Regions from separate parts of the Mus musculus genome. Here region 2 is linked to region 1. The links are chromatin loops, found by intact Hi-C in ENCODE. Cell type or tissue: heart. All regions are shown on one strand. Each heading gives the region's core, and the rest is flanking DNA. Links, peaks and the distances in the headings are about the cores only.

Region 1 (16,593 bases), core at 4,622-12,621:
GCACCTTTTGATACAGCTAGTTCTAAATGAGCTATGCTGCTTCTCTGGATGGCAGTTTAAAAGGGTCAGGGACACAAATGCTGCCAAATAGCCACAGAGAGTGCTTAGGTTTTACATTCCAGTAAGTTCTTAGTGGGCACATGAAAAACAAAGCAAATGTGGTCCTAGCCCTGCAATGAGCTTTTGCTAGGAAACATGCTGACTACTATTCTATTAAATCTCATTATTATATGTCTTGTTCTCTACACTGCTTCAGAGATTCTTAATATATTTGTCCTTAAAACATAACAAAGTCAAAAATCCAAATTTTGGAACCAGAGTCAGTTTGCAAGCGGTTGTTCTTCTTGTCCCTCAGCACCAGAATTAGAAAAGGTTCCTCAGGATTAGCACTTAAAATGCCATCCATTTAAAATACTTTAATATTTTTTATTAAGGAGTCCTTGGCTAGACTACCACACACATTATGACTAGTAAATAGAAAATAACTATAAAATTAGATGTGATTAATATCTAAGATTAAAACAGAAATAAAATGTTGAAAAGTTGGGTTCTCTACCCCCCCACCCCCACCCACGCTTAAATTTCAAGACCCAAATCCTGTCTTCTGTAGAGGTGAGGGATAAAGGAATTCCAGAGAAGTTGAGATTCATGTCACCACAATGTATCCACTTAATTTCTTAGAAACCGAGCTTTCAATGCTCTTAAACGTCACGTCACGCACTTATTCTACTGAATCTATAATGTTTCTTTGTTTTTGTAAAGCACAATGACAAAGAGGTTTATGTTTCTAAAAATGTCTTCAAAGCCCAGGAGAATCCGAGGCACACAAGGGTTTGTTACAAGGAGAATACTTTCAGGGCCAAGAAGGAGTTAACCCTGACTCACTCTCCTCCCACCCCTGTCTCTGGACTTCCCAGATACTGGACAGCTGTTGAAAAGTATCTGTCAACAAAACTATTACTGTCTTTCCTGGGATCAACACTATGTCCTGGACCCTCAAGGTCAGTGAAGCTGCCTTCAGAGCAAGGAGAGGCGAGAGCAGAAAGCTCCCAGGACCAATGAAACCCAAGCAGCTGTAGCAGGTGGACAGCCTTCCTCCCCACCACAAATTCTAAAGGCAAAGGTGAGCTGCAAGGACGGAGGCTGCCTGACAAGATGTAGACTTTAAAGCCCTTCTGAAACAGCATTAAGTTCTCTTCCACTGCCTCCCTCCTTCTCGCTGAGTATCACGCTTCTTTCCACATAAGACAGAGTTACAAATAAATGCTTAACATAGTATAATATTGACAATATAGATATTGTTAGTATTGGTAAAAATAAGAGTGATTATATATTCTATGCTACCTTCTGCTCTTTCTAAACACCCACTCACACACACACACGAACATCATCACAAACTATCAACAACAAAATCTCTTTGAGTAGATTCATAAGCTTGACAGATGAGAAACCAGTTAACAGGAGTGAAGTAGCTTGCTCAGGGCTTATGAGCTGCGGAGCCAAATTCTGAACCAAATTCTAACTGCTAAGTCCTTGCATTTAATAACTATGTTTTCACCTGTCTTTAATTCTTTTCCACTGTGAGAGGAGGGGTGCCCTGGGAAGGTTTAACGTCTCCCAGAAGGGCTCATGGGGTAGACTTCTGTCACCAGAAAGGTGTGATCCAGCGAGAACTGTCAGAGTCACAGCTGACTGCTAGCAGGAGATAATCCTCTGAAAGGCGGTCTCTCAAGTTTTCAGAACCTTAAAAGTAGTACAGTCTTTGACTATCACTTACTTAAAAAAAAAAAAAAAGGAATGATATTCAGAAAATTTAGGTCGAATTATTTACTGGCACTGATATACTATGAAATATCAGGGCTTGGGAGAGTCCTACTAGAAATCAAGGCATTTGTTAAATGGACTACATTGGAATACTATAAATCCACAAAAAGCACTTGAAAAAAATGGGTTGACATGTAAATATACTCATGATCTATTGCAGTAGATTTCAAACACTGCAAAATTATTGCATTTAAATGTTTGTGGGTACATCAATACTCTGTACCATGTGCCAGGTCAACATGGGTAGGTTTATGATTATGGTGTCATAAAAATCTTAGAATTCTAATAAATTATCATAGTCCCAAAGTGCCTCTTCCACTAACCCTGGTAGATAATACCAGTATATGAGTGAGGTTCCATCAAAGAACTCATTAACATATCATTTGCCCAGTTCCAACAAATGTTCGAAGAACACACACACATACACACACACACACACACACACACACACTTTACAAACATCCTGGCTACAGAGTAGACCTATGTCAACCTGCATTGGTAGGAAGAGGAACACATTGGATCCTTAGAAATGATTGACTGCTCAAAGGCGCTGTTCTCCTTCTCCCCTATTACAGAAACTAAATTTGAGAGAGCTAAGAAGCTTCTCCAAGCTTCACCAGATGCCTGCAATGAGAGATCTGACATCTGTAATGAGCACTTGAAGCTGTTGATATTTCTGATAACTGCCTTCAAAAGGCTCTGCTTGCTTATGTTATGGGTACTGATGCCAAGGCAAAAAGAAGGCAAATATGATAAATTTATTTGTGGAAACTAAGAGCCAAACTGGTTCTCCCAAATTTCTCTGAGCTAGCTTGTGTTCTTACTTTGCATTCTGGGTGTCCTCCAGCCCTGAAGTAGAAACTAAATCAAAGGTCAAGAGATTGTTCCAAACTGAACATCTCTACATAAGATGTAAGAATTATTCTTCAGTTGGTTCACCAATTTATCTGGTTAATATCTGTTCACTTATTCACTTGCCTGCCCATTTGTGCACTCAGTGTTTAACTAGTTGCCAAACAATAGAGTTCGAGACCAACATCTTCTTAGGCAGCTTTCGAACCAGCATGAGTGTTATAATGACAGGGGCCTAGAGGATGCAGGAGAAAAGAGGTGGGTGTGGTCATTGCAGGAAGATAAAAAAGCATATGTTAAAGGTTAGAGCTCTAAATAATGATCTGGTTTGGCTGTGTTTTACCCCCTCCCCTTAATTAAACAACAATTAAATTGTTTAATACATGTATGTTTCAAGTATTAGAATACTGGTCTCTAGTATGGTATTGTTGGAGGTGATAAAGCCCGTAATAAGTAGAGCCTCATTGGAGGTCATTGAAGGTACAGGTTCCTTCTGCCTTCTGAAGAGATTAATGGAATTCTCATGGGACTCCAGTTCGTTCTCATGAGAAAGTTGTTGTATGAGAGCGACCAATACCTCAGTCTCTCTGGCTTTTTGCCTCTCGGCACAACCGCCCTCTTTCATGTATGTTCCCAGCAAAATGCCATCACATCCATGATGTGAAGTAGCCAGGGGACCCCTCACTAGAGGTCAAGTCAATAAAGCCACCTGATGCTGGAATTAATCTGCTGCTACATATAAACAGAAGTTGTTCATTGTTGCCATAGAGAGAGAGGCTTAGCCAGCTTAAGCAAAGATCAGATCGTGAGAATTCTTCTAGGTCAAGTTCAAAGTCTGGATTTATTCTCAGGGTCATGGAAAAGCATTGGCCCAACAGGGTAGCATAATAGTTACAAGCCTAAACCACAGAATAAGTTGGTAGTTTTAAAGACTGTGTCTATTCTCCCAATTGCCTGCCTTAGGAAGTATACAAAATTTTCAATATTTGGCTGCATTGTGCCTACAAGGGTAGTAATTCTATGTGCTTCAAAAGAATAAGCAAAAGTCTCTGCGACGCTTGCCTGCTGAGTCGTCATTCCTTGTAGAATGGGGGCGGGGCAGGGCAGGGGAGAGGCCATCCGAAGGGTCCAGATGAAGAGCCAGGCAACTCTGCTGACTCCCGGTAAAAAATGATACCTTCCTCAGCTGGTGGCCCAGACAGCCATGCCTGTGCCTGGGGCAAGCACCGCTCTCAGCTCAGCTTTCACCCAGGCATCTCAGAGTCCACCTCCCCTGCAGCGCAAGCCCCTGGTCCTCCTGTCCTTTGATTTTGTTCAGAAAACATACAGCTCAGCAAAGCCCACTGCTTGGCATCCTTCAGCTCTCTGACCCTGCAGGGGTTGGGGGACTTCCTGGCTGACAATGACTCCCCTACCCGGCTTCCCCCCACCCCCCATGTACATGGCTGTCATGCTTCTTTTCTTCCTCTTGCTCAGTCATTTGCTCCCTGTCACTGGCTCAGGAATCGGGCTTTCCCCGATGAGGCAGAGATGAGCTTTCCGAATTGTGTTTATTTGTTGGCGCTCTGGTGTGAAAGCGCTCTCCATCAACTGCATATTAATCTTGTCACCAGTGTGTATCTGTTTTCCTCTGCCTCTGTCCCCTGGCCTAATTTATGGCTTGCCTTTCCTTTGCTTCCTATTGTCACAATGACAGGGAGTCCTCAGGCCCCAGCCAAACACAAGACCTGTCTTTTCAAGATGAACTGCTGTGAGGTACAAAATTCCTACAGTTTGCTTGGCAGGGCTAAATTTAGAGCAGACCTTCTCCAGTTGGTTCTGGGCCACCAAGACAAGTAGGAATGATGTCCTACATGTGCTACCTGCTGTGTTGGGTCCTATCAACAAACAGAAGTAGGAAATCTGGCCCGGTCTTCCAGTGGAAATGGAGCATGGAATGACTGGTAAACAAGGTGGTCACATGTGCATCTGAATTGTCAAACCACAGATACCATAGCACAGATGTCTCTTCCCCCAGGTCACAGCTCCAAACTATGGTATATATTAATTCCTCCAAGGAGTACCTCATCTCAGCATTTCTGTGAAATTCTTATGGTCCATTAGAATTCAGATAGTCCTTCAATGGTGATAGTCCTTCATCTAAAACATGGATGCAACTCCAGTGTTCTTTGACTGCACACCTGAACCAGGCAGGGTTGGAAGGATCTGCCTCCCTCTCCTGTCATTCCTTCATTCCTCGGGTCGGGTCTCTGTGTAGACCATTCTGATGGAGGATGTCCATGTTGACCTTTCTAATGTGTCTTTTGAGCACCTTCTTCTCTTCCCCATTAAACCACTGCTCATACTTTGACTTCACACTGAGTTCCCAGTCCACAAACCTCAGTGAGAGATGGAACATGTATATTCCATGTGTCACTTACTGCAGCTCCCTAGTGTAGTGACTGACTTGAGAGATATATCTGTAGGGGAGGAAGTAGAAGAGAGAGAAGGGGGTAGGGTGGGACTGACATCACCAAGATCAGGATTTCCGAGGATGAAGTCAGCCAGTCTTTCAAATCTGGTCTTAGTGGGTCAACTCCAAATGAAGGTGTCCTGCATGTCATCGAATGTCAAAAAAGCACCAGACTCACAGGGTCTGGTCATGACCTCCTCTGAGAAGAACATGAGGGATTTGGAAATCTGTGTTTCCTGAATCTTCAGCATTAACCACATCGTGCTCCTAGTTTACACAGGCGATTTTGGTCATCCTAAGCATAGAAAATGGTTCTGATGGCTGTCAAAACATAAGCCTTTGAAAACTATAATTCTTTTCTAATTTTCCAATTCTATGAGGCCTTCCTATGGACAGAGTTAAAAGGACTAAAGGATACTACTTTTTGCAGGTTGCTGAGAAGAAACACTTCAGAAACAAATAGGAGGAAGACAGATGGTTAAAGACCAGAATTCAAAGCAATATAATGGAATGGACCCTTTCTCCTTACTTCTCTTCCCACCATACATGCACACAGCATGAAAAACTAAAAGCTGAAAGACATCACAACTTATTCAATCACACTGTTTCAACCTTACTACGCACAAAATTGTGATAATAATACTATTTTAATGGAATTGCTGAGCAGATTAAAAGTGGCATCAGTAAATCACATTGCACATAGTAGGTACTCAGTAAAGATGATGGATTTGAGTCCATGGAGCAAAAGAAAGGTCAGGATACTGAACAACTTGGCCATCCAACCCTAACACAGCCTCCAGGGAAACCCCAGGCTGGGACTTGAGGTAACCTAAAGCTGTGGATTCCTGGGATGGCACCATGCTGGCACCATGGAGACGTCTGATACAGGACTTAGCACTGATTTATGCAACTTGCTGACTGCCCAGATCCCAAGGGCTTCCTCAGTCCAGGGCATATCTGGCTAAGAGTGGTGTTCAAGGCTTCTCTACACTCTGACACTCAGGAAGTAAGCCAGCTTTGGCTGCCCCTTTGTGCGTGAAAAGACAGACAAATTCCCAGGAGTCCCAGCTCGTACCAGGAACTCTGATGGACTCTAGCTTGTCTATCTGTGTTAACTGGTAGCTTTTAATACCATACCTTCAACGCCTGGGTTCAAAGGGTTGTTCGGAGGCCAAAGTCACACATCATCTGTCTGCTCAAGCCGAGCTTCTGAGGACCTCAAAAGAGATCCTGTCTCAAGATTTCCCTGAAAGTCTTATGGCCTCCAGGAAGAATCTACTAGGCACAGTTGATTTTAATCTATCCCTCTGCACCCAGAATACATTGCTTATGTAGATGTCTACAGGACTGAAGTCATAGGATACATACAACTTTCAATCTTACTTTTTTTTTTTTCATTGATCATAGAAAACACCTGTGTGGTTTAATTTTTTTATAAAGTTTTGTTTTTCATGGCAGTAACATTGTCACATAAAGGAAAAAAAACTAACTCAATATTCCTCTACTACTGAAAGCAGAAGCTTCCACCACCCTGCCTGCATGCTCTCCCTTCCTCTACTGTAGTCAACAAGAGACAAGTTTAGCATCACCTGGGAAAAGCTGAGGATGCGATCATACAGATCAGCCTCCGAGGACCCTATCTCTGGCCAGTGCTGCAGATCTCACTCCCTCCTGGCTTTCACAGACAATTTCCCAAAGAGAGTTTCCTGAATGTCTGGTGAAAGAAGACAAGAGTGAGGATGAAAATCGAGACTGCTCTGTACAATAACATACCTCGGGGGCTTAGAGAGCAAGCCCAGTCTTTTACCTGGTGAGGGTTCCCAGAACTTCCCTTTCACCAGTGACTCTGGTTCTCACCCCAACACTAACTAGGTGGGACCTTACACACTGAACATACAGTCACATGATGTTTTTACCTGTAAGTGTTCTGGCCTTACTAGAACATCATCTCTTCTTTCATGCTATTCCTTCAATAATTTTTATTCTTCTTGCCTTATTTTTTGAGATATGATTAAAGGCAAAGAATGAAAGTCATAATGATTGGCAATATGACATCTTTATACAGGGTTATTTTGGCCACAGTAGGAAATCAGATTTGAGGATTCACCAGAATGTACAAGGACCAACGTTACTGATGAGTCTGCAGGTGTGAGAGACCAGGGTGAGTCAATGCATGCACACACATGGGAGAGCTATTTCCAGAAAGGAAAATAAAGAACACAAGAAAAGGAGGAGGAAAAACAAAGGTAGAAGTGAGTTCTGGTGTGGGAGGCCAGAAGCTGAGTAGCAGCTTCGGCAAGAGACTAGCTTGCAGGTGACAGGCAAAAAGAAATTCACCAAGTGTCTAAGTGGCCACAGCCAAGGAAAGAGATCAGAGTGGCAGGAGTTATGGGAGTCTGTGCAGCGTGAGCCAAGGGTAAGCAGAACCCAGAGAATGTCCAAGAAATGCCCTGGTTTGTTCAGGGACCGTCAGTCTAAAACACTTGTAGAACACAGAGAAAAGTCCCTTTCCTTCCATCTTGTGTTCAAGGAAAAACCACTGAGGCATGAAGAACTAATCTCTTCATCCACAGCCAGCAACTGGACAAGGGACACAGTTTCATCTTTCATAAACTCCTAAGTGGAAAAAGTTGTTACATTTAGAATACATATAGACAGGAGGCAGGCAAGCATGCTATTTAAATACCTAATAAGTACGTGTTGCCTGAGGAAGGAAAGAAAGGAATTTGTTGGTTTGGTTTGGTAAATGTAGTTACTGTTTATATGTTGAAGCTTTGCAACCATGAAAGAGTGAGTAAAGGGGTGGTTGGCAGTTGCTAAGAAAGAAATCCACAAGTAGACCTGAATTTCTGACTATAGTTGTTTTCTATTGGGAAGTACAGAACAAACCATGCTTTGCCTGGACAGTAGGTCCATCTGTGAGATTCCTGTGACCCCACTCAGCCCAGCAAAAGACAGCAACTTTCTGAGGCAGGACTCTGAACTAGCACTGGCAGTGACTCAGAGGCCAATATCAGGCTCCTAAAATCCAGCACAGGGATTCTGAGCTAAGCACACAGTTCCTACAAAGCACATAAAGACTATGGGATAAATGTCATGTGACACAACAAACCAGGGAAGGGTTTTGGTTTTGTTGTTTGTTTGACAACATATTTGACAAAAGCTCTAAGAGTTGCTTGCCCCAACGTTTACCTTCTTATAAGAGTCAAGAGTCATTTTGTCACATGAGAAGACCCACGACATTAAAGGAAAGAAATGCCAAGCAAGTATGGGTTACGGTGTGTGGTGTGCTTGCCACAGAGAAAGGCCGTTTCAAGCACTGTACTTGAGACTGAGAACAACAGGCATTTAAAGATCAAGCTTGCATTCAATTCAGGTCAAAAGAGGATAGAGAGCATCAGAGCTGAGGTTACAGAACATGATGTGATTATGTTGCAGCTTACCCTGCCGTGTACAGCCTTCCCAGCTGGCACGGGGCGTTCTGAAATTCCCTTCCTCTGGCATGTGGAGCCTTCATCACATGAGCTCCTGATGGGGACATCCCCACAGCATGACCTATTACTCTATGTTCTCATAAAAGCAGAGCCTGGTCTGCAATAGAAGCCTTTCCATCAACAGAAGGAAAATTGTACCCCGGGGGGCTGCAAGGAATCAAGTGTGGGCAAAATACAAGGTCTGATGCATAGTTAAAGAAAGGCTTGTGCTAAATTCCTCAAACAAATCTTGGTGGTTCTGGCCTAGGTCCCTCTTTCTTTCTGCCAAGAGAAGTAGAAAGAGATAATAAAAAAATTAAGCCTGCTAATCCTACCCAGAACTGCCCAAGACTACTTTGGGCTAGGGACACACATGTCAGCCCTCAGAGATGCATATGGGTGCATTTTGTTAATCCCCACCACTGCGTGTCAGGGATAACTGATCTATGACTAAAAATAGTGTGAGGACAGCAATAGTAGCCATTTGGGGCTGACCTGAGGACACAGTGGAAAACTTGACAACAACACAGGAGAAGCTTCCTGGCCCAAGGCGCCAGGCTCAAGGGCGAGAGGTCAGGTTCATGTGCTGGGGAAATGTGATTGACAGCTCACCTCCCAGAGTGAGTTTCAGTGGTGGTAATCTTCTAGTGCTGTTGGGCACCTTCTGAGTGATGTGGAAAGAAGTAAGACCTAGAGGTCCCATGGTATAGGTCATGGTTTTTCCCTAGCATGAGTGACATTAAAGAGAGCTGTGCAAATCGAGTAAAAACAAGTCTGCTCATTCCACTAACTTCAGTCGGAGTTTCGTCTCTAGAACTGGGAAAGCATTTGAGCCCACAGAGAGTAGGTCCAAGCCACAGGGGGCTCTCTGGATGGAAGGGGAGAAAAGAAGGGGGCAGAGAGAATCCTCAAGGACATTTACCAATTGTCCAAATTACTTGGGTGTAGTTAGTGGCATTGGGTATTTCTGTATCCTAAGAATATGCCTACCACCAAAGATGACCTTTTAGCATCATGGGCCTTTTGAGTCCCGGTTTTTACCCTATGCAGCCTTTACATGCCTACTTTGTACTGGATACTGTGCAAAAGATCATTCTAAAGTCTGCCTTCAACAATCCTTAGAATGATCTCTTTACTCATCTTGTTCTATGAACATGAGGCTTTGCCTGTGTGTATGTCTATGCACCACTTGTATGCTTAAAGTTTGCTAAATCAGAAGAGGGCATCAGATCCCCTGGAACTAGAGTTACAGAAGAGTGTGAGCCACCTTTGGGAACCAAGACCTGACTCCTGGTCCATTGGAAGAGCAAAAGTACAGCCTTAACTGCTGAAACATCTGTCCAGCCCTGTTAGAAATGAGACCTTGCCTAAAGTACATTTAGTAGAGGAGAAACTGAAGGAACATTACCAGGCATTCTTGGAAAGGGGGCTCCATGTCACATATCATTAGAGTGGTGACCACAACCCAGAGTGACATGGACATTTTCCTTATTTCCAACAGAGTTCTGTACATTCTTGACAAAGACTAGGCTCTCATTTAATATATCAGAATATATAGTTCTGGGTTCTTGAACAAAGTATTAAGTAGAAATTTCTGTCATAGTACCTTGCCCTTAGTCTCAGGCCATGAGTCTTATAACTATTATAGCTTACTTTTAAAAATTTCACATTTAATCAAATTAAAAGCATATATTTCTATTAGCAGTCAAGTATCAAGGGTAGATTATGAGAAAGTGCAGGACTCTGTGTGTATGTGTGTGTGTGTGTGTGTGTGTGTGTCTTTTGTGTGTAACATACTTGTTTATATGGATTTTCTAATGAGAACACATATTTAGCAACTGTTAAAATAAGTTGGAGCTTTGAGGAAATGTCAAAGGTGGAATTACAGATTTAAGGGCCAGTTGTTTGTATAGTAGTGATGTTTGAAATGATGAGAGGCTAGAAAACTGAGATCTTAGAGGACAAGAAAAGTCTGCAATTTCCTAATTTTCTCCACTTAGCTCCACAGATAATCTGATCCCCATATCAACCAGCACTGTGCTCCCATTTCTAACAGGTTCCAGCCTCTTCTAGATTCTGGGGTCAATCTTGGCCATGGAGAAATTTAAGATGCTCTGGGTTCTTTTAAAGTTTATACTCAAAGGGTCAGTGGATCAGCAATTGAGAGCACTTTTTGCTCTGACAGAGAACCCAAGTTTGGTACCTAGCATCCATACCAAGCAGTTCCAAACTTCCTATAATTTCAGCTCCAGAGGGCACAATCCTCCCTGGCCTCTGTGGAAATACATATACATCACACACACACACACACACACACACACACACACACACACACACACACACACACACAAACCTTCAAATAGAAGTAAATCTTTATGCCCTAAAGATCAAGCCAGCCAAAATCCTAGCCTGTAGTGTGGCAGAAGACATGAAGTCCCACCCCTAGCTCAGGAGCTAATAGATATTGGTGGTTGCTAGGAGAAGAACAGTCCACTTTCTTTATGAAGGCAACCCCCATAGGTTACCCATGCTCACACAGATCGTCTTGTACACAGGCACATACTGACATGGGAGGGGAAACCATAAGAGGGTTAGGGGTAGAGTTACATGGGAAGGAATGGATGGCAGATTTGGCATATTATATACATGTATGAAGGTTTCAATCAGTAACGAAGTAATGTATTTATCTCTATAGTTAATCCATCCTAAGTCAAGACAGGAATGTGGGTCTCTCTGTCTTGTTCTCCCATATGATCACCCTCCTAAGATATCAGTTCAGTGTTTGTTCAGCTAGGAGGTACGTTAACCAAGCAGGGTTTGTATAGAGAGATAATACAAGATCAAGGGTAGACTCATGATCCTAAACAGAAACAGACTCAGAGGAAAACAGCAGACTAATAGTAGAAGACTCAAAAACAAAGTAACACATGGAGTAAAGCCTGGGTGATATTGGTTCTAAAACCATGAAAACTATCATAAGAAAGGGAGCAAAGCACAAATGCAGGAGTGCCTGAAAGCTCCCACACTCGTAGCCAACAGAATTTTCTAGTATGGATAAAAATTAGAGAAGCCAAGTATCTTTGTATCTTGTAAAGAGAGTGCAATCTTAGACAGAAAGTGAATAATATTTCAAATCTCTTATAGATGCCCATACTCTTTGGCTATTTTAGTTCATCTTTAATTGTTTAGCCTCAAGAGATGAAGGACCTTCATTCAGTATGGAGAGTAATTTCTTTGAAGAGATAACAGAGGAGAAGGTGGACAGAAAAGAACAGAAAATGCCACCTATCAGTAAAATAAGGGAAGGAGGTGCATGGGATGATGTTAAATATGTCAGGCGTTTCCTCTCTCCCAGGTCTCACCCTCACAGCCTCTCTTTCTGAAGCCCGCTCACATGTGCTACTATTCAAATCTAGTCTATACTAAACACATTTGCAAAGAGAGCCATCGCTTCTAGCTTGCTTTGAAGAAAAGAAGCACACAAGGAAAAGAGTTTATTTCACCTTAAAGCTCATAGTCCGTCATTAAGGGAAGTAAGGCAGGACCTCCAGGCAGGACCACATAGGGAAGAGTTTACTTCTTAGAGCTCATCGTCCACCACTAAGGGAAGCCAGGAAGGAGCTCCAGGAGGAACTTAAGTACAAACCCTGGAGGGACACTGCTTGCTGGCTTGCTCCCCATGGTTTGCTCAGCTTGCTTCCTTATATCACCCATGATCACCTACCCAGTGATGGTACTGCCCACTGCACGTAGATTGAGCCCTCTTATGATCAATCAACACTCAAGAAAATGCCCCCATAGACATGCCCTCAGGAAATCTGACAGAGGGAAGACCTCAGTTGAGATTCCCTAGTTCCTAATATGTCTAGATTTATGTCCAGTTGACCAAACTATAACACCACCCCATCCCCCCTTTTTTTGCTTCATTTTCCCCCCATACCTCCTAGCATTCTATAAAAGTTAATTCATCTTTTTATCTCAGTGGCAACTTCCACAGTGCTGAGACTTTTTTTTTTTTTTTGGTCTAGTTTTCTTACTAGTTTATCCACGAAGCCTAGAAAACTAACAGCACATAGTGGTTTATAGTTCTAAGGTCCCAGTGGGAAAAGTTGTAGAATGTTCTGCTGCCCATGGTTCATCTATGATGATACGCAGACTCACGGTTTTAGACAAGAAGGGCATAGGGGAATGGGATGAGAGTTATGGCCCACTCATGGTCCAAGTTCATCCTCTAAACCTAAACACACCATGTCCATATTTATAAAGATTGGCAAAGGAATTGCTGCTATTTCCATAAACTTGCCTTTCTAGACTCTTGCTGCATCTCTACCTGAATCCCTAAAGCTTTGGTCTGATTTTCCTCTTTCCAACTCTTTTCAGGTTTCATTGCTCATTCCCCTTCCTTATAGGTGTAGACATCTCCAAGAGGCAGGCACCACATCAGTGAGTTTTATAAAATAGAGACACATGTTAATTATGATAGTAAGAAAGTGAATAGATACAATGCCAGGAGAGATGGCTCTGCGTGCAAGTGCACGTGCCTCCCAACATTCTGACCTGAGTGTAGTGTAAGGAGAGAAATGACTTCTAAAAGCTGTACTCTGACATGCCCATGGCTTGCACACAATAAACAAACAAACAAACAAACAAACATTTTTAAAGAGTTTTGGTGGAGACCTTTTAACAATTGTGCAGAAAAATACGATTACCTTTACCAGGGACATAATTCTCATCCATGAGGGAAAGCCCGGTTGCCTCACCAATCTTTCCTTTTATGCTTCCTCTTTGGTGTGGAAGAATGAAGAGCTTTGAGATGTGTGTTGGCAGTTTGTGATGGGATGCAAGTTGTTCTTGAATGATGAGAAAACAGAGGGATTTATTTTCCTAAAACATGGAGCGGATTTTGGCTGATCTATCTAATTCCGACAATGAGTGAGTGAAATGGCCAGACCTCACAAGTCAGCCTCTCGCTTAGAAACTCAGATGAAGCAGCCAAGCACTCACGGCCCTTCAAGTTTCCATCACACTGCTGCTACACAATGATATCATTTATTCATCTGTGGTCAATTAAATCTCAGCACACTGTAAGTGCATCGGCAGGTTCCATTTCCATGGGTGGCACCAACGATGTCCTTCCAAACTCAGTTTACCCATTTCCCTTCACTATTAAAGGGCACAGAGGAGCCAAGTTTGTACACACAGTGCATGAAAAGGGGGGGGGCATTTTAAAGCTCTGAACAATGTCAAATTGTGTTTGCCTGTCAACAAAATCGGTCCCAGAGAAAGGCCCATCAGAACATGTCAGCACTCCATATGAGAGATCTGTCAGCTGCCCAAAATGAAAAGGAAGGATGGAAATTCCTCTAAAAATAGAACTTTACATCTTCTTAGGGATTTCCATCTGGAAAAGCTCAAAACATTTGACTACTTAATTATATATCTGTAATTATGTTTCTGCACTCGGTTCCACTGAAAGGACACCAAAGCCTTCGTGATTCCCTTATACAATCCTGAGTGTAATAGGACGATGAAATGGAAGCTGACAGTGAAACTCTGTATTCCTCAGAATTCTCCAGAGACACAAAACCCTTAGCATGCATGTGCACACATTCATGTGATTTAGCATAAAGAATCGCTTCCCACAATTTAGGAGACTAAGAAGCCACATATTGTACTGGAGACCCCAGAATGCCAGTGGTATACCTCTGATATTCAGAGAGTCTAAGTTCCTGTCAAGGGCAGAGGAATGCAGATGCCCTAGCTCTGGCTGTTAGGCAAAGAGCAAAATTTCTCTGCCTTTATTTCTTGTTTGATTCAGGCTCTCAATAGATTAAATAAAGCCCAGGCATATAGAAAGGAATTGCCTGTTTTACCCAGTCCAACGATCCAAATGTTAATCTCGTCCAGAAATACATTTAGACACATTTAGAAATAGTGTCTTATTTGGGTACCTAATGTCCCATTAGAGGTGATCCAGGAAATTAAGCCTCATAGACACTTTGCACAACTTTCAAAGGAAATTCTCAAACTGACCTATGGAACTTGATCACTCACCTGAGTTAAGGATATAAAAGGTCAACAGGTATATATTTGGAGAGAATTTTTATCTATAAAAGACTATTTCATCTTCAGTCCAAATCTAGAGAGAGAGGGGCTCTTGAAAAGATCAATATGATATCTTCATATGAATTCTGGGAATCTTGGGCTATAATAGTTTACTGTTTGCAGCACAGCTAATAAACACAAATGAGGAAAGACAGAACAGGACTTTGTGTGAGAATAAAGTACATTTCTAGAGTCAGGGCAAGGTATTGTGCATTTCCTGTGAAACAGACAATAGCAGTAATCAATCTATGATGCCTGTGATTGAATATGGTCAAAAGGACTTTGTAGGTGTGAGAGGGATAGAAATTTGACATAGGGAGACACAGTATAATGACAAGAATTCTTATACAAGTCACACCAACCCAGAAAGCAATGTGATTACACCTAGGTAAGCAGAGATTAGAAGATGTTACTGGCTTTAACTGTGGAGTGTGGAATGATGAGCTAAGGAACTGAGTTACTGCTAGGTGTCACTGTTCCTGGGAAGACATGGAGAAATGTCGAATCACCACAGAGAGGAAACTAATGACAGATTACCAAAGTTCAATGTGGTGAAGCCAAGAATTTTATTAGGGTTACTTACAAGAATATGGGGGAAGTGATGACTTACAGAAGCAAAACTTATTCAAAGACCACCCCAGCATGAGTAACTGCTCACAAATTCTCAGAACATGGGGTGTACTACACAGCCTGTAGGGATCTCAACTGGTTAGGAAGAGTCCTTTCCATGTTGCTTAGGTGGTCTGAGTATCTTCCAGGTAGCTTGGATGTTCTCTGTTCCTTCCCGACAGCTTGGCCAGCTTGTTTCTTCCAGATGACCCATCTGGTCTGAAACTCTTCTGAGAAGTTGGGACTTGCTAGAGGGTGTTTCTTAGCAGATTTTTCTGCTTATATGTGCTTGGGAAAGGAGGAGCCTAGTAAGTCTGATTGGTTTCCAAGGCTTCCTGAGGTTATTGAGTTGTTCTCTTCCTAAATTGACTGAGGATGGAATGTTTGCTTTCTTTTGGAAACACTATCCTGTGTTTCTAATAATGAACATCCTTTCAAGATAAAGGGTCTAATCTCAGAGGAAACTGGAACACAACACAAGGAAAAGAGACAACCTCTAGGTAGAAATGTTAGGGAGACATATTTTCTCCTATGGCTTCCAGAAGAAACAAGGGCCTCATGACCCACTTCTGGACCTCTGACCACCAGAACTGTGATATAATAAATTCGGGTATGCTTGTACCTTTAAGCTACCAATCTTATATTAAGTTGTTCTGGCAGCAGTAGCAAGCTAATGCATAAGATTTGCTCATATTCTCATGGAGGGGCAAGGAAAAATAATTCTTCATTACAGGGATAAGAGAAAGTAAAGGAAAGAAGTGCTTTTGATCTTTTGTTTCATACATCATGTTTGCCCAATAAAACGGTTGTATTCTGTAAGTAGTGTCACAAGAACTTTATGATCAGCTGTTATGGTACCAACTTTCAATTAAAAAAAAACCTGAACTTCAGAGGTTAAGAAACCTGACCAAGTTGACCTGGTAGAGTAGTCTGCCACATGGTGAAGAGTGCACAGTGATATATTGGCTCTTCCAAGCCCCATCCACTCCCTGCTACCTCCCTTCTACTGGACTTTCCATAGTGCTCATTTTACATGTATCAGGAGCTATCAAACACCCACCATAGACTCTATACCTTCTAAATATATTACTTACCCTAAGATTTAATGTCTGATTCACTATGTTCATCTTTCCTAAACTTTATCAGGGTCTCCTTAGCTAAACTCAAGTTCTGACCTCTTGGGACCTCTTGGATTTGTTAGGGTGTTCCTTCAGTCAGTTTCTGAAAATCAGCTTGTACAGGTTGTAACTTGGGTCTTCTTCTCTTGACTTCTAATTC
Region 2 (16,593 bases), core at 2,740-10,739, 570 kb before region 1:
GGACAGACTCCAATGTGTATTTATAACTGGGCTGGCATTCTTCATCCCATATAAGACAGTTCTATTGGTGCTTCCCAATATCTAGCCACTTCGCTTGGGTTTCTTGAAGGCAGGGAGAACCTAGATATGCAATTTGCTTCAGTAAACATACAGGAAGAGAGGCTAGGGGGTATATGGGGTTAAGAGGGGTTAAGAATTCTGGCTCTGAAGCAAGGTTACCTGCACTAAAAGCTGTGATATCCTTGCCAAGTTACATAACTCCTTTTTACCTCACAGTTTCTCCGAGTGTAAAATGTGGCTGGTAATACCAGTTCTTGGCTCATAGAAGTCGAAGTGGGTGGAGTGAGTTGGTCCATGTTAAGCACTTAGCACAGGATCCAAAAGGCTCAATAAACATTAGTTCTTTACAAGTGGTTCAGGCCGGAAAGAAGAGAGAGAGAGGAGGGGGGAGAGGGAGAGAGGGAGAGAGGGAGAGAGGGAGAGAGGGAGAGAGAGAGAGAGAGAGAGAGAGAGAGAGAGAGAGAGAGAGAGAGAGAAAGAGAAGAGTGGGTGGAAAGAGAAGCAAGCTGTAGGAATACACACTTCTTATCCTTTCTGTCCTGGAAGCCCCTGTGGTCTATGCATAGCATTGCCTTTTCTTGTTATCTGGGTTGGGTACAAACTTTCCAATAGTGAAGAAGCTGGGAGTATCCAAGGACAGACAGCAGCATAGTTCTGGCCCACTCCAGTGCCACTAACCCTTGCTTCCAAGAGTCATCCATCTCCCTAATCAATTGGTGTGGCAGACACCATTGAGAGTGAGGAGCATGAATTCATTTTCCTTTTGGAGAGTGTCTTCACCTGTCTGGACCAGTCAGTTGTCCATATGAAGACTTTGGGAAGAATGTGAACTGAGTAAAAAAGTACCCCGTTAGGGATAGACAATCTTCCTCACTCCTGGATGCCCTGGGTATTTGACTGTGAGCTAGAAAGCAAAGCCTCATGGGGTGCTCTTAGTGAAGGGATGGTTTTAGCCCACCCTTTCCTCAGCAGCAGGCTCATGGTGGCATTGATGCCTCTCCACAGATACCTACATATGTGTGCCTACTCTAAAAGGCTGACCAGGTTATAAAAGCAAATCCCAGCCATTTTAAAGGCTCATAGTTTTTTCCCCGGATGAACAACCAGAATTCTGGAACTAGTAATCTGCCCACTGTGTGCATTACCAGGGATGCTATGTGTAGAATGGTGAATCAGTGAATTGTTCCCATTTGATGTTGAGGCCACAAAGTACCTCATGAATCTGAGACAAAAATCAGAGCTCCCTGTGACTTAGTTTATACCATAACTAGCTCCTGCAACTCCACCTGGCTACAAAAGCAATGTAAGCAGAGCTCCAGCCATGCCTGACATTGACAGGCAAGCAGATCTAATTGTCCATCCCCTCTCCAGCAGCTGCACAGTTGTCCACTATGGAGAATTCTCATCCACTCTTGAATAATAGCTCATTCTCTGACGGCAGGGGAAGACAGAAATTTCTCAAGAGTGGTGGATCTTAGGAGTCCACCAGCCAGCTTTTGTGGGTGGGGTCGACTCCCACAATTCCACAGAGAACATTATGCTCCTATGTGGTTGTTTTACTGATGACAAATAGAATCTAAGCACTTCTGGCATGGGGCACGGGGTGTGTGTCCACCAATACATCAACATGTTATTGCCTCAAAGTGTGTGCTCACATTTAGCTGCTGGTCTTTGAGCTCCAACAGGGTTTAATGCTAGATACACTAGCTGTGCCCTGGGCTGCTTCATTTCTGAAAAGTTCATTTTCACCCAAGAAACCTGGGTGAGAATGAATCATTATGTCTCAAATTTCCTATAGAACAAGAGTACAGAGACTGGCACCACTTCCTCCTCCTCCTCTTCCTGCTCTTCCACCTTTTTTTTTTCTTTTTCTTTTCTTTTTCTTTCTTTTTTTTTTCCATTTTTGATTTTCCGAGAAAGTTTTTTTTTTTTTTTTTTTTTTTTCCTGTGCCCTGGCTGTCCTGAACTGGATTTGTTGATCGGGCTGGCTTTGAACTCACAGAAATCTACCTGCCTCTGCCTCCAAAGTGCTGGGATTAAAAGCCTGTGCCTCTGCACACAGCAGAGCCTGGCACTTCTTTATCTTTTCATCCAATAAGCCTTTAGATATCTCACCTTCCTCACATACATGAAGAAAGAAAGGAAGAAAGAAAGAGAAGTGGAGAGGAGAGGAGAGGAGAGAAGAGAAGAGAAGAGAAAGGAAAGGAAAGGAAAGGAAAAGAAAAGAAAAGAAAAGAAAAGAAAAGAAAAGAAAAGAAAAGAAAAGAAAAGGGAGAGGATGGGGGGATGGGGGAAAGGAAGGACTAAAGGGAACTGTTTAAGCACCTGCAAAACCACCAGCAGGGAGGAAAGAAGAAGACACTTTTTGGAAGCAAAGTTAGAATTGCTGGGAGCCCTGGGACCAGAAAAAACCCCCAAAGAACTTTCTGCCTCAGATGTGTCTGGCTCCTGGATTTGGCTTTTCTGGCCTCAGGCCTGCTGGCTCAAGCAAGAACCCACCCCACGTGATTGAAGGCAAGCAAAGCCTTGCTGCTCTCAGCTGGTCCTCCAGTTTCTCCTATTTATGCTTCCCAGTGCTTGGTAGGATTCTCCGGGCTTTGCCTAAAGCTAGAGCCTGCCCTGGGCAATTGGTGACTCTCACAAGCAGTGAGCCCTGGAAGCAGAACGCTCATTTCTTCCGTTTGTCATCTTCTATTTGAACCTGAAGGTGTCCCAGATAGGAGAAGGGGGTCAAAAGACAACAACATGGATTAAGTTTTAGATCAGGCAGAGCCTTGGCTGAAGTTTGGGTAAAGAGGTGCCAAAGGCAGAATGACCTCTGTAAATTCGGGACAGAGGAGTGTGAGGTCAGGATGTTTCCCTGCACGCCTGCGTGTGATGCTGTGTATCCTAGCAAAGTGTCATCTATGTTTAAGTCTAGAACGGGTGACTACAGGGATACATACAGTGCAAACATGTGCTTGTGAGGTGAGATAGTCAACCAGCTTCACGTACAAGCAGAGAGTAGAGCCTGGTGTTGCACACATTTGATTTGGGGTGCACACTGCCCCAAATCTGAGGCCCCAGTGCTCTCCTCTACCGTGACTTTGGCTGTGAAAACTGGTAGACAAGTTACACTAGCCTGTCTGGGGATTCTCAGACAGGTTTCCCTCTTTCACTTAAGGGCTTTGCTCAGGATGGAAGTTCCACTTCCTGCGAAGGGGAGCCCAAGGAAGGCATAAACCCCGCTGCTGGGTAGCTCCAATCAAGAGGGAAAGAGGAGCTGAGCCTGAGGGAACAGGATTTCCTCGCCTCTTGGGCGCGGCCGCAGCGAGCAGGGCCACAAAGGCCCCCTTTGTGGAGGGGCCAAGCTCCTGAGCCGACCTAAGTCAGGGAAACAATAGTTCAATGTTGCGGCCCGCCTGCCCGGCCTGCCGGGCCACACTGCGGCGGCGGCCGAAGGCGAGGAAACCGGGTGGCACTTTTTTATAGTCACAAATATAAAATCGGGGCTTTTCCCCCTTCACTCGCCTCTTGCCCCAACGCCGATAGAAAGCAGATAAATTTATGAAGGGCGAGCTAAGAGAATAATTACGGGGTGAAGGCCGTTAAATTTTATTTCAAGTCCCAAAGGCAAAACCTGCGATTTTATTGCAAACATCTGGAAGGACCGAGAGGTGGGCACGCTGCTGGGTTAAAATAAAAATAGACGATTTTTATTTCGCGAAAACAAAAAAACATCATTAAAGAACCTTTGCTCCCACTGACTTTTATTTTTAAAAAATCTGTGTTGGGGCAGGGGCGGGGCAGGGAGGGAGCGTTGGATAGCCAAGGACTCACGGCAGTGTCTTAGCTGTCGGTAACCAAAGCCAGCCTAGGAGACTGGAGGTGCGCGCTACAAGAGAAAAGAAAAGTGCTACTTTGGTCAATACTTGTCCTAAATTACTCTTCTTCCTCCCGCTGCAGCCTAGGGCTCCAGGCCACTCGCTTGTCACACCCCTTGCTTCTTTTACTTTGGAATGCCAGTCTGAAAGCAGAAGTGAAAGAGGTAAACACTGGCTCCAGTTTCCCAGACGATTTGATAGCTACCAGAATAAAACCTTAGGTCTGCCAGTCTTCTGTCCCCCGTCCCCAAAATAACTTGCTTATTCTTAGCTGCAAATTACTTAGATCTTCGCGGTATGGCGAAGGGAAACTGAGGTCCTAGCCTGTTAATCGACTTGCCTAAGGTCACACAGTTTGGGGTCCGAAGTAGGCCCGATCACCAGGCACACACCTCACCTTGGAGTCGCCATGATTTTTTCCCACCCCGTAGTCGCCTCATAATATTTTACACCTCCCCTGATGGCCAAGTTCATTACAATCTCCCTGCCCGCACAGAGTGTCCTTCCCACGTGTTTAGGGGCAGCCTAACTCGTCCTGCTGGCCAGCTATTCCTAACTTTGTTTTCAATTACTAACTCAAAATTATCCGAAATCAAAGCCGGCTGGTGGGTCACCTCCGCACGGAGGCATTAGCAGAGAGCGATTTAAGGTGGTATTTAGTGTGCAGGAGGGAAAGAAAATGTGCTCCGAGAATGTGGGTGGGGGTTCCATTTCTGGGATGCCTGGTTTTTCTTTATTCTTGTCCTGATGCTAGGAAATCTGTTTTTACCTTTGAAATTTTGCTGACTGGGCAGGGCCAGTTGGAGGAGGGCAGTCTTTGTGTTATCCCTTTCTTTCCTAACATCTCCCCCACCCCCTGTACAGGCTATGCCTAGATCTCATTTCCACATAGGTTTCTGCTGGTGTCCAGCGACTCCTGGGGAATCGTCTCTGGCTTTAACACACTCCCTTCCTTCTTGCATTCAAGCAGGAGCTGGGCTAGTTCCGGCTAGGGTTTTTTTTCTGTCAGTTTCAGGCCTGAAATAGACCCGCGGCAGATCCATAGCCTGTAGAATCAGCTCAGGTCACAAGGTGGAGCCTGTAGCTGGGAAGCCCTGAGAATGCCTAGACATCAGTCTCAAGCTGGGAGCCCCACTCTTTTCCCTACAAGCTAAAAGAGAAAGAAACGATGGTAACAGGATAATTTATGAAGACCTCTGAGTGATCAATAGAAGGAAAAAAAAATCATGCACACAGCCATGTCCACATTTTGGTTAACCCATCATCCTCTCTCCATTCTCTTGACTGTATCCTGTGTAACCAAGCCAAATATACCAAACCATCTTCTTCTATTTCCCCTGCACCTCTCCCAGGGACACAAATTTATACACTAAGGAGTACATACCCTTAGAGGGGTAGGTTAGATGAACTCCGATGGGGGGGGCACATTTATAGCCCCTCCCACTTTGGGGAAACTTCAATTTTCTCATTGTTTCCAAATCTGTTTGTCTTCACTTTCACAGGGTTGGTTTTTGTGGCTTAATTTGTGACTCTACCTGAATATGGGTCAGGGTGGGTGTGACTTGAAGAAGACATGAACTGATTTCAGAGTGGAGGACCCTGCTGGACATAAGCTTGGAGCAGGGGTGGGGCGGTGTGGGTAGGGTTGGTGTTGATGCTTACCTTGAAGGCACTGTTGCTGCTTCCTTTTCTCTGGGACATTTTGTCTGTGGCCAGCCATATGGGTGGGCTCATGCTGTCGGTCTAATGCTTGGGTTGGTGCCTGATTAAAAGAACTCTCTAAACGTTTTTAATTATATTTCTGTGAGTTTTCTCCTTCCCGTGTGTGTGTGTGTGTGTGTGTGTGTGCTCACACACACTTGTGCTCCTGCATGTACATGCATGTAGCATACATGCAGAGGCCAGAGGAGAACTTTGCAGAAATTGGTGCTCCTCTTTCGTCCTGTGGGTTCCAGGGATCAAATGCAGGTTGCTGGGCCTGAAGGTGGCAAGCACCCTAAAGGCTGAGCCATCAGTCCAAGGCCTCTTTCTGGACCAAAGTAGTGGGCAGGGCGGGGCAGGACTGATGTGAGCCCACAGAGGGTGTCTGTCCCATATGACACATCCATTTCTCAGTCCAAACCTGGCCTTTCAGAAAATAGGAAAAAAAAAAGTGGCTTTTAAAAAAGACAATGGGATGGAGGGAATAAATGGAAAAGTCTAGAAGGTGACCCACAGCTTTCTTCCTCATCCTGGTGAACTGTTGGCTCGTAGCCACAGGGTTCTGAGAGTCCCTATGAAACCAGAAGAAAGAGTCAGGCATGAGCTGCTGGAGGAGAAGAGATTTGTAGGGCTCCAAAGTGTCTTGTCTCCAAGACTTTTTGTAGGAACTCAGTATCCAGCCACAGCTCCAACAAGAAATGATGGTTGGTAAGGGCACCCTGACACTCATGTATTCCCTGAATCTGCCGGGACAACCGCAGATGCCCCTGGCTTTCTTATTCTTCCTGCCTGGGGACTTTCAAGTCATAGAAAGCTCCAGGAAGGCCCTGGAACCCAGGACTGACAGCAACATACCCATCAAGGAAGGCTCTTTTTATGTTTGCCCTGCCACCAGCTTTCTCTTGTCTAGGCTAGAGCATGATTTGAGGGAAATTTAAAAAAATAAAAGTTAGTCCTACCTCTTAAAAGGCCAGTGAACATTCAATCCATGGTTGTTGCTTCCAGCAGCAGAGGGCTCTTAATGATAATGGCAGGAACTAAATTTCCTTGGTTCTTGGGTCAGGCAGGGAAATGTGGCCTTTCAGAGGTGGCACAATGTCCCTTTCCTCCTTCCCTCAGCAGCTAGTTCTTTGGAGCCGCTCATAGGCTCTGTACTCCATCTAACTTAATTACTCAGACCTTGCTTAGCGCCTGGCTAGACTTATTGCTGGGCCTCCCGGTTGGTGCTAAGTTTTCCTCCTTTCCCAGCTTCATAGCCTCAGGATAGAATTATTTTGACCAGGAACTTTGGAATGGGGAAATGAGGCTTTTAGGCCTCTGCTCTGAAATAGGAGATTTTTTATTCTTTCTTTCCCTCTTTCTTCCTTCCCTCCGTTCTCTTTTTGGCCTCCGTATAAGTCTGCGATCTGAGGCCTTATGCCATTTATCCATGAGGATAAATAACTTGGTGAGCGGTTGGATAACAAAAATGGTGGGGGATGTTGTTTTAAGTTCCTAGGTTATCTGTGGTGAATGAACGGTCCTGAAAGCTTTAAAAGTGAGGCGTGGGAGCAAAGGGAGATCATTAGTAAGAGATGAGAGCCAAGTTCTGGAGATGAGGGGATTTGAAGAAATTTTGAAAAAGTTCCTTCCCAGCTATCAGAAGTCTTATCTATCTCCCCCCCACCCCCAACCCCGGCACCCGCTGTGGGTTCTTTGGAATAAGAGCCCGGGATAGGCGAAGCGCAGCTCAGAGTCTGCTGCGCTATGAAAGTTACTATTTGTGTGGTGCAGGGGCCCAGTCTAGCAGGGTAAGTTTGCAGACCCCGAGGCAAGCTAAGCGGCCCATGCAGGTCTCTTAACTCTCAGCGTGTCTGTCTCCTCCCTCCATCAGGTAGAACAAGGAGCGTGAAGTCCTGAAATGTTCAGTTATAAGGCCGAATGGCAGCAGGAAAATTTTTTGTTGTTGTTGTTTCGTTTTGCCTTAACCGGACCCGCTTAGAAAGTCATTGATCTGGAACACAGTAGAAACCTGCGTAGAGAAATTTGGGCAGATCTCAAAGCCCCTGGGGGCATGGGTGATATGATCAGAAATATCTTCTGCCTTTTTTTTTTTTTTTTTTTTTTTTTTTTTGAGGAGAGGGACAGGTTAGCATTTTGTCACAGCATCAGCTTCCCAGATCTGCATCTGAACTGAGTATGATAGCTAGCTCTATTAGATCCTGAGAGTTTGGAAGGAAACTGTATGGATTCGTATTTGGACTTGTAGAGTCTATAAGGGCGAAGATCAGATTTTGACTTTGAGCTGTCCCGACTGCCCTCCTCCTACAGAGAAACAAGTCGGGTGCCGGGAAGCCAGGGGTTAAAGTTGGCAGAGAAGCATCCTGGGGATGGCCAGCGCACAGCCTTGGCCCGAGCCTCAGTCTCTCCCTTCTCCCCATTGGCCCGAGCTCTCGGGCTTTCTCTTGTTCCTTTCTTGCCATTGGCTGGGGGCTGGCTTTCCTCCCCTCTGCCTTTTTCTGCTCCCCCTCCCTTTTCCCTCACCCCTCGGACAGGAGCTCACTGCCTACCCCCTGTTCCTCGGGAAGGGAGGAATTCAGGGGGGAAAAGTTTCCCAGAAGTTTGGATCAGGGAAGGACGGGAAGAACGAGTGGGGAAGGGGGAGAGGGAGGAGAAAAAGGAAGAGGGAGTGAATTTAAAAAAAAAAAAAAAAAAGAAAGAAAGAAAAGAAAAAAAAAAAAGAAAAGATGAAGTTCAGTCAGCAGAGTTTGTGAGCGCCTGCCCGGGTGGGTGGGGAGCTGGACTCAGTGCTCCATGCAACGGGCGGGCGGCGTTCCCCGCGCTAGTTCCTAGAGGCTGGGGCAGCTGGGGGCACCGGTCTGATCCGGCGGTCGAGGGCGGGGGAGGACACGGAGGGAGGGCGCAGATCACCCGCGGAGCCGCCGCCCCAGTTTCGGCCGCGGCGCCGCCGCCTCTCCAGGGCCGGGTCGGCGGGCGCTCGGAGCGTGCGGCCGCGGGGCTGCCAGCTCAGTAGCGCGGGCTAGAGGAGACCCGGGTGCGGGCGGCTAAAATGAGTGAACGGAGAAGATCTGCAGTCGCCCTGAGCTCCCGAGCACATGCCTTCTCCGTTGAAGCCTTGATCGGCTCAAATAAAAAGCGGAAACTGCGAGACTGGGAGGAGAAGGGGCTGGACTTGTCCATGGAGGCGCTGAGTCCCGCAGGCCCACTCGGAGACACAGACGACCCGGCGACACACGGCCTGGAGCCCCACCCGGGTGAGTGTGTCGGATCGGACGACGGGAGGCGGGTGGAGAAGGAACACCAGCCGGTATCCCCGCGAGTGGAGGGAGGCCCTGCCTGCTGACTCCCTGCCTCACTCCGACGGGGGTTCCTTTTTCTTGGCATAAATACCTTGAGCCTCCCTAAATTCGCCGGAACCAATTTGGGGGCCTGGCCCGAGCCTTGCATTTTAATCGCCAATTTCAAGGCCTACTTGCGTCCATCCCCCTTCTCTTGTGTCAGAGACTGAGGGCTGCGGGTCCCTGGGTTTGAAAGAGCTCAGTCAAAGACACTGGAGAAAGAGCCCAGTGGATCTGAGACTTGCTTCCGTGCTTCTGAGAGCCCCCGAGTGCTGCCAGACGAAGCCTATAAGGCAGCCATGGGAAATGTTCCGGTTTTCTCTTTTAGTTTCTCTCTCAACTAAGTTTTAGATGGTGGAGTATAATTATTTCTATTTCACTGGGGACATAGTAGATAGACACTGTATCCTGAGACCCAGGTCTTTAATCCGTGCCCACATCTCAGTATTTGGGTGGGTGCACGTTTCAACTAATTTTCTTAGATCTCTCCATATTGTACATAATTAATATGCACAAAACACTTAAAACTCAAGGCGGATGTCAATGTGTGTATTTTAACAGAACCCTAAGAGGGAGAAAACAGCTTCACATTTTGTATTTAGTGCCAAGATTTCAACAGTGCAAAACAGCCCGGGGGAACAGCTGTTGTCAAAATCCTGTAAGCACGCTCACAAACACTACACTCATAACTCGGTTTAGCGGCTTCAGAATATTTTCAACAACTAGTATTTTCAGCCCAGATTTCTAAGGCCCTGCAGAAGGTGTCCCTGCGGACCAGCTAGGATCCAGGACTAGACTCCTTGTCCTACACGGCTTGGGGGTGGGGGGGAAGAGTCAGGCAGCCGCCCACACAGGAATGGGAGCAGCAGTAGGCTCGGGAGCTTGAGGATCCTGGCCTGAAAGCTAGCCAAAGCCCGAAGAGGGACAGCTGTCGCTTACATTTTCTCTTTCAGCAGTGACAGTTCAGTTTCCACGCTCCCGAGGCTAATAATAACTCGATTAGCCAGAGACCTGCAGAGACAGAGTTTCATGAATTCTCCGTGTTCTTGCGGCCCGTTACGGAATTTGGGTTTAGTGCTGGGGAATTATTTTTATTAGTCGATGAAAAGAAAATTAAAAGGAGATTTATTTCATCCATCCACGACTTTCTCTCTTTGGGAGCAAGGGCAGGTCCACTCGGTCTGCTGTGTGGGCAATCCAGGAAGGAACCGAAGATAGCTAATATGTGTCCTCTATTCTGCCATCCCGTCACCCAATTTATCTGTTGTCAGGATTTCAGTAAGGGTCTGTACAGTTATTGGAATGACTTATGGCAACTTTCGATTTGGGAATCTCTTGTTATTTTATCTTCCTGACAGTGGATAAGGGAGAAATTATTCGATTTAGGAAGACTGATGTCAAGGGTGCTTTTCTCTGGGGGAAGAGTCTGGGTTGCTGGGAGTGTGTCTGGTGTGTCTAAGCTCAAAAGGGCCGGCATGTGGGGGTCTCTGAAACCATTGGTATAGTTCAAAGCTCTCTCCTTCCGTCTTTCTCACCCATAAGTGAGGGAAGCAAAGAGAGGAATTGGAAAAGAGAATATTCCAGTCACGTGAATGTGGAGAGCTAGTCTCCAGAATTTTGTTTAGTAGCTCTAGTCTTGGCCTGACAAAGATTCGATGGAATATAGAGCTAACCCTTAGTGACACACTTCAGCCGCTCTGTTCCATTATTTGATTGCCTGTTTTAAAAGGAAGAGGGTACACTGAGGCTAGGAAACAACGAAATGAATTAATGAGCAAGGTTCCTGAAGAAGGGATTCAAAATTGAGAACATTGGGTAGCCCAGCATGGCCTTTGGCAGATGAGACCCTCAGGTTGGAGCTCAGGCAAGGACTTAAAGGCTTTCTTATCCTCTGGATTTGGGATGAGAAATTATCCTTCAGGGAAAAAGGGGAGGGGGCTTGGTGTGGAGACAGGCCGAACCCTGCCATAGCTGCCCATTCTGGACCCAACCACACAATTTGTGAGCAGAAATTGCCAGCTGCGTAGCTTTTCTTCCTCCTCTAGTATAGTTCCCTGTCCCCCACTCAAGGCCACATTTAGAAACACTTATGAAAGAATAGCTTAGATGGCTGAGCTATCCTGTGCAGAGCAGTACCTTTCTTCTACTGTGTTTCAGGATCTGTCTTCTGCTAGGGTGGGAGAAGTTGCTGTGTGAGTTGTTGGTCTTAGGCAGAGGGGGGAAAACACAAAATAAAACCAAACTGCCTGGGGCCTGGGGCAAGATTAAATACTCATCCGGCCAAAGTAGCTGTGTTTGTCCTTCTCACCATCTTCTCTTGGACCGATGATTCAACTATTTTCGGCTGGCCCTACCTGAGCCTGAAACCAACAGGACCGGCAGACAACCCAGGGCCCAAATTGTAAAGTTGAACAGCAAAGCAAACTTTTTTAATTCAGAGACTCGGGCCGGCCCTTTGCCTTTTCAAGACCCGATTTTCTTTCCGGGTCTGGACAAAGCTGGCTTTAGTTGGCGCCTGAGCACCCGAAGCCTGGGGCGCCAACCTGTAGCAGGGGGATAGGTGTAGGGGGGCAGCCAGCCAAGACCTCCACTCTGGAGGGTACTCATAGGTCAGAGGACACAGCACTATTTCAAAAACTTCCATGGAAGCCTTGTGGCCTCCCAAATTTCAAGGCCTGCGGGTACAGATGCCTGCCCTAGTCTCTTAAGGGCACTCGCTCTCGCACTCTCTGTCTTTCGGATAAGTCTCTAGGACTTGGAGGCCACCGGCGGGAGAGAGTCTCCAGGCCCTGGCCGGTGGATAAGCCCAACAGAAGAAACTTTTCACCCAGGATTGGCGGAGCAGCTGCGGTGACTGCGGCCTTGAAAATGTATTTTGAGCGCGGGGCGGCGCCCTCTGCACTCGGACCATCCAACGCTCCACTGGGCTTCCTTCCCCCATCTTTGGTTTGGACATTTCCCGCCCGAATCTTCAGCGAAGTACAGCCAAGGCCCGGTCTCCTGCGGAGCGAAATAATTCAAACCTTCTGGGGGAGGGATTTCTCCTTTTCCAGCCTGCAGGCCGAAGGCCTTTCGGCCAGCCACGGGTTCCACCGGCCTAGAGAGGTGGCATCAGTCGCGGGTGGGCAGGTACAGGCAGGCACACTCAAGCACACTCACAATCGAACTAAGCAGAATTTCTTAACATTTTCGTTTGCATCCACGCGCGCAAACCCTCATGAAATGAGACAGGAGAAACTTCTGTCCAAGCAGAAATCTCAGCAGTCCCAAAGCACTTTGTTTCTAGTTACTAGTAACTTCTAGTTTCTAGTAATTGGTCACATTAATTAATCTTCCAGTGTATTGTTTGTTTGCTTGGAGCAAAACTGAGATTTTAATCCTGACATTAAACCCACCCCATTTCCATGGGGTGAAAGAGCAAGTGAGTGGGCGCTGGCGTTGATATTTAAGAAATGGATACAGAGGGATGAGCTGGGTGGGAATACTGATGTCAAGCACTAGGTTCAGGTGGCCAGGGTAAGGTGTGCGGAACCTAAGCTCCTGCCGAGGCTCTGCCTGGGTTGAGGCCTGCGCATGGGACTGTTATTCCTCTGTGCTGTGGGCACTACCCCGGACACATTCATGCGTCCAGGGTGTACCCGGCACCAGAGAAGGGATTATTAAGTGGGACTTGGAAATCTGCCTTCAAAACAGCCTTCCTCAGAGGCCACCTCTTTGGTAAGTGATCTTGTGTGAAGAAGAAGCAGAGGAGGAGGTAAGGATCGAATTTGTCTTTGGTTGGAGAGGATGGTCCAACCAAAGACATTCAGCTATTCACTGGAAGATAAGGGCCAAGGAGTGTCTTTTCAAACGTGTGTCAGTGTCTAAGGCAGACGTCTGTGGATGCGCGGGGCTTGGAGAACGGGACCGAGGCTAGGCAGTAGGAATTGGTTGTGGAGACTCTGTAAAATCCCAGTGGTGGTAGGAGGTAGTGGTTGAAAAGACAGTAATCCCAATTACACCTCACAGAAACAACAGAGGCCCCGGAGTGAGGGAAGTAGATGGCCAGGGTTTCTTGTGAGGGGCGGCTACGTGGGCCTTCCTACGGTTTAGTTCTTGGTAGCTAACCCCATCCCCAAGCTTCTGAACCCGAGGCTCAGGCTGACAAACTGATCTGCATAATAATCGCTGAGGTTCGGGCTCCCCGAGGAGTCACCCCTACACCTCTAGACTACAGTGCTCCGGATCTGATTCCTCTCTTGCACCCCACCTCCACCCCCAACGAAGGCTTCCCTATGGAAATCTGTTCACAACCCAGGGGCCTTGAAAGTCTCAATTCGTCTTTCCCTTGGATTCTCCATCTCTTACATTCTTACATTAGTCTTAGCCGTCGAACAATGCTTCCGAATTTCCATCCAGCCACTTTGCATCTCCTGAGTTTGTAGATGAGGTTCCCAGAGTTCCTCAGATGATGGCTGTGCAGGGAGAAAGAATTACATTTCTTGGAGCGAAATTCAAACGGAAATTAACTGCACCCTCATATCAATAACCCCTGAGATGTAAAATTTTAATTTTGAAAGACAATTATAAATGCAAAATATTTTTAGTTTGTGTGGTGTGAGTGAAGAATGCTCTAGAGCTCCTAACCTGAGGATCAAATAACAACAACAACAACTAAACAAAATAGTAATGTGTATTCCCTGCTTCTCTGTACAGTATTTGTTTTTGCATGTGGACACAACCCTAATGGAAATGTACCCTCCATCTTTAATCACTCAGACTAGACAAATGCAAAAAGTCAAATGCAGCCCAGTTCAGAAGACCTAAATGTTGTTGACTCAAGCCTACGCTATGGTATTCATTGCTTTCATTAAAAAAACAGAATATTCCAGATCCATCACAGCAAGACTGTTAGCAAAAAAAAAAAACAAAAAAAAACCAAGATATTAATATGAGAGACAAATTCTTTGGAGATTCTAATCATGGACCCCAATAGAACTCTGCTCTTATTACCCAGGACAAATATAGTTACTGTAAAAAAAAAAATGTGTGTATAAATTCCTTTCAGTGTGGTAGTGTGGTCTCAGAGGAGAAAAAGTGTGCAAGTGGGGGGGGGCAAGGGAGGGTTGACTGGTGCAAATTCCGCAGGGCTAAAGAGCAGACTGGAATGCTGTTCTCCTTTCTCCATCCTGGAAATGCAGAAATCTAGTTGATGAACATCCTGGAAGTATAGCTGGTTCTTTCTTACTCACAAAAGTCAGACCAGTTGAGTAGACATCATTGAAACCACTCTCTCATCTATGGCTCACATTTTGACTTTTTGAATACTTTTTTCCTTCCTTCCTTCCTTTCTTTCTTTCTTTCTTTCTTTCTTTCTTTCTACGAGGGGCAAAGCAGGGAACTGCTGAGTGTGGAATCTCTGCGCCCTCTTCTGTGCATAGGGTTTATTCTGACTTTACCCTTTCCAGTTTTTAGTTTTAGTTTTTAGTAAGCCTGGAATTTTATATGCACGTGACTGAGATACTCTCTGGGTCTGCACTGGGAACAGCAATTAGCAAATTTATGAATCAGGCCTGTTTACACTTCTTTGGGGGAAGGATAATCATTACTTAATTTAAGTGAGGCCCTTGCTCCAAGTGTCCGGGTAGAAAACGAGACTTGGTAGGGAGGACCTGCTGTGAAATGGAAGATGTGGGGAATTTAAGCAACTGGAGAGGGTTAATCACTGAGTATTCAGCACCATTAATGGCATCGAGTAGAGTAGAGGCTGGGTGTTTTGTTTCATACAAACTGCTAAGGAGCTTTTCATATCAGAAGTGAAAACAGGCAATTTCGACATGGACTCCGTATTTAAAACAAATGAACAAACAAACTACTGTCCAGCTTGCCCATTACAAAGGTGTAAGAAAGGACACACTTATGCATGTGAACACCACAGCCATGTGTGAACACTATATCCAGAGGAAAGCTCAGAACCATTTTCGAAAGAAGTTGATGCCTCAACATCCCCCAAACCTCCTTGTGTGCAGGGTGTAGCCAGTTTAACAGATTAGGAACACACAACATTAGGAAAGGCAAAGCTCTGTGAGGTGTGTGTGTGTGTGTGTGTGTGTGTGTGTGTGTGTGTGCGCGTGTGTTTCAAGATAGTTTCTCTATGTAGCCCTAGCTGTCCTGGAACTGGCTTTGTAGAACAGGCTGGCTTCAATCTCAGAAATCTGCTGCTTCTGCTTCCTGAGTGCTGGAACTAAAGGCATGGATCACAATCACCCTGCTTGTGAATTTTTATGTGTACTTTAAATTCTATAGAATTTAAGATTTGAAACTTCTAGATACTGAGTGTTTGTACTTACCTCTTAGACCCACCCAACGATTTTGAACAAATTCTAAGAGAAATATCAGCAAATGAAATTGTACAATTGTGATTCAAAACAACACTAGACACTGACAGCAAGGTTTCTCCCTTAGTTACTTAATTTTGTGAATAATGCCACTTTTAGTTTGTATGATCAGAATGTTACTTTTAATTCTAGGAAATAATTTCATGCCTCCCACAGGAAGTAAGTGGAATCAGAGAAATTTGGATACTAATTATATATTATAGAGTTGAGATAAGCATCGCAAATTAGAAAAAAAATTAATTTAGGAACATATAAAACAATGTAGAAATGTATCCCCTAATTGTCTTCTATTTCTTTTCTTTCTTTTCCCCCCTTACATTTGTTGTCAAAGTTTAGATGAGATGTGTGCAGAAAATTGCCACATGCTTTATAGGATGAGACCTAAAGGAAATCAACAAGCAAACTAACTCCTTGGAGATATTGGCAGTGTGGAGGCTCTCACTTTTAGTTCCAGTAATCAATAGGCAGAGAGAGGCTCCTTTAAGAGTTCTGGGCCAGCCACGGCTACAAAGTATCTCAAAAAAAAAAAAAAACCAACAAAAACAAACAAACAAAAAACCAAACCAACAATAAACACACAAAAAAGAAACAAAAACCCAAAGACACACTTGTCGCATTGCTGGTAAAGTTCCCTTTTATTAGACATCCTTATACCTCTAGTGGGGGCCTGGAAACTTTGTGTACTTCCAACTAGATGAATGATTTCCTAAATCCCGGGCCGCGGGCCTTCTCTGATGTTCTCTGTTCCCTGTCCCCACCAGCACAAAAGTAAGGTCTCCTAAGGATCCGGAGACAGTTAACCTTGCTCTCTGCTCCTCGCGCCTCACTTCGGCTGCCTTTTCGCGGGGGAAACGGTAGCTTTTTAGGCGTCTCTCAAGAAATTTCAGCTGACATTTCACCAGCGAAGGAACTAGAGTGGATCCTTCCCTGTGAACCCATAACTGGGGAAATTCGGGTGATCTTCACAAGGGGCTATGCCAGTCGCTTGCTTGGGCCTCCGCAGCGCAGAGAGGTGGAGATCACACTGTCCTCTGAACAAGTTTGGGTCCAGCTCTGTGGAGCACGGATGCTGGCCGGTGGGGCCGGGGCTGCAGGCGCGGCGGTGGGGTGGGGCAGACAGGAGAAGGGAGCAGCTGAGCCCTTTTTGGTTGAGTTTCTAATCTTGAGGGATGGGCCTTGCGCTGTCGCTCTAATTACATATTGGAAGAGTGAGAGGGCTCCTGACTAACTGGGAGAAGGCATTCCTCAAAACAA

Evidence for each region. Hi-C counts contacts between places; a loop is a spot of excess contacts. Peaks named below come from ENCODE experiments on the same cell type or tissue, not always from the same donor. Only the 100,000 strongest peaks of a DNase experiment are listed, where the experiment ranks them.
Region 2: a loop joins it to region 1, with 5 times the contacts of the local background. A loop is called at or near these places in 5 of 42 quality-filtered maps.

Annotation. Positions count from the first base shown.
Region 1 is chr3:99,814,329-99,830,921 of GRCm38, forward strand. No RefSeq gene overlaps it. Among named protein-coding and RNA genes, the nearest start is that of Spag17, 63 kb to the right of the region's middle. In heart, for the core only: no CTCF peak of the experiment used is centred there; DNase peaks (open chromatin) are centred at 8,603 and 9,133; H3K27ac peaks cover 1,059 bases.
Region 2 is chr3:99,245,208-99,261,800 of GRCm38, forward strand. Tbx15 (T-box 15) reads left to right here and starts at 8,553. Exons shown (of 8, transcript NM_009323.2): 1 at 8,553-8,878. The coding sequence starts at 8,674. RefSeq lists an enhancer at 14,572-16,593. In heart, for the core only: no CTCF peak of the experiment used is centred there; no DNase peak of the experiment used is centred there; H3K4me3 peaks cover 1,486 bases; H3K27ac peaks cover 656 bases; H3K27me3 peaks cover 6,874 bases.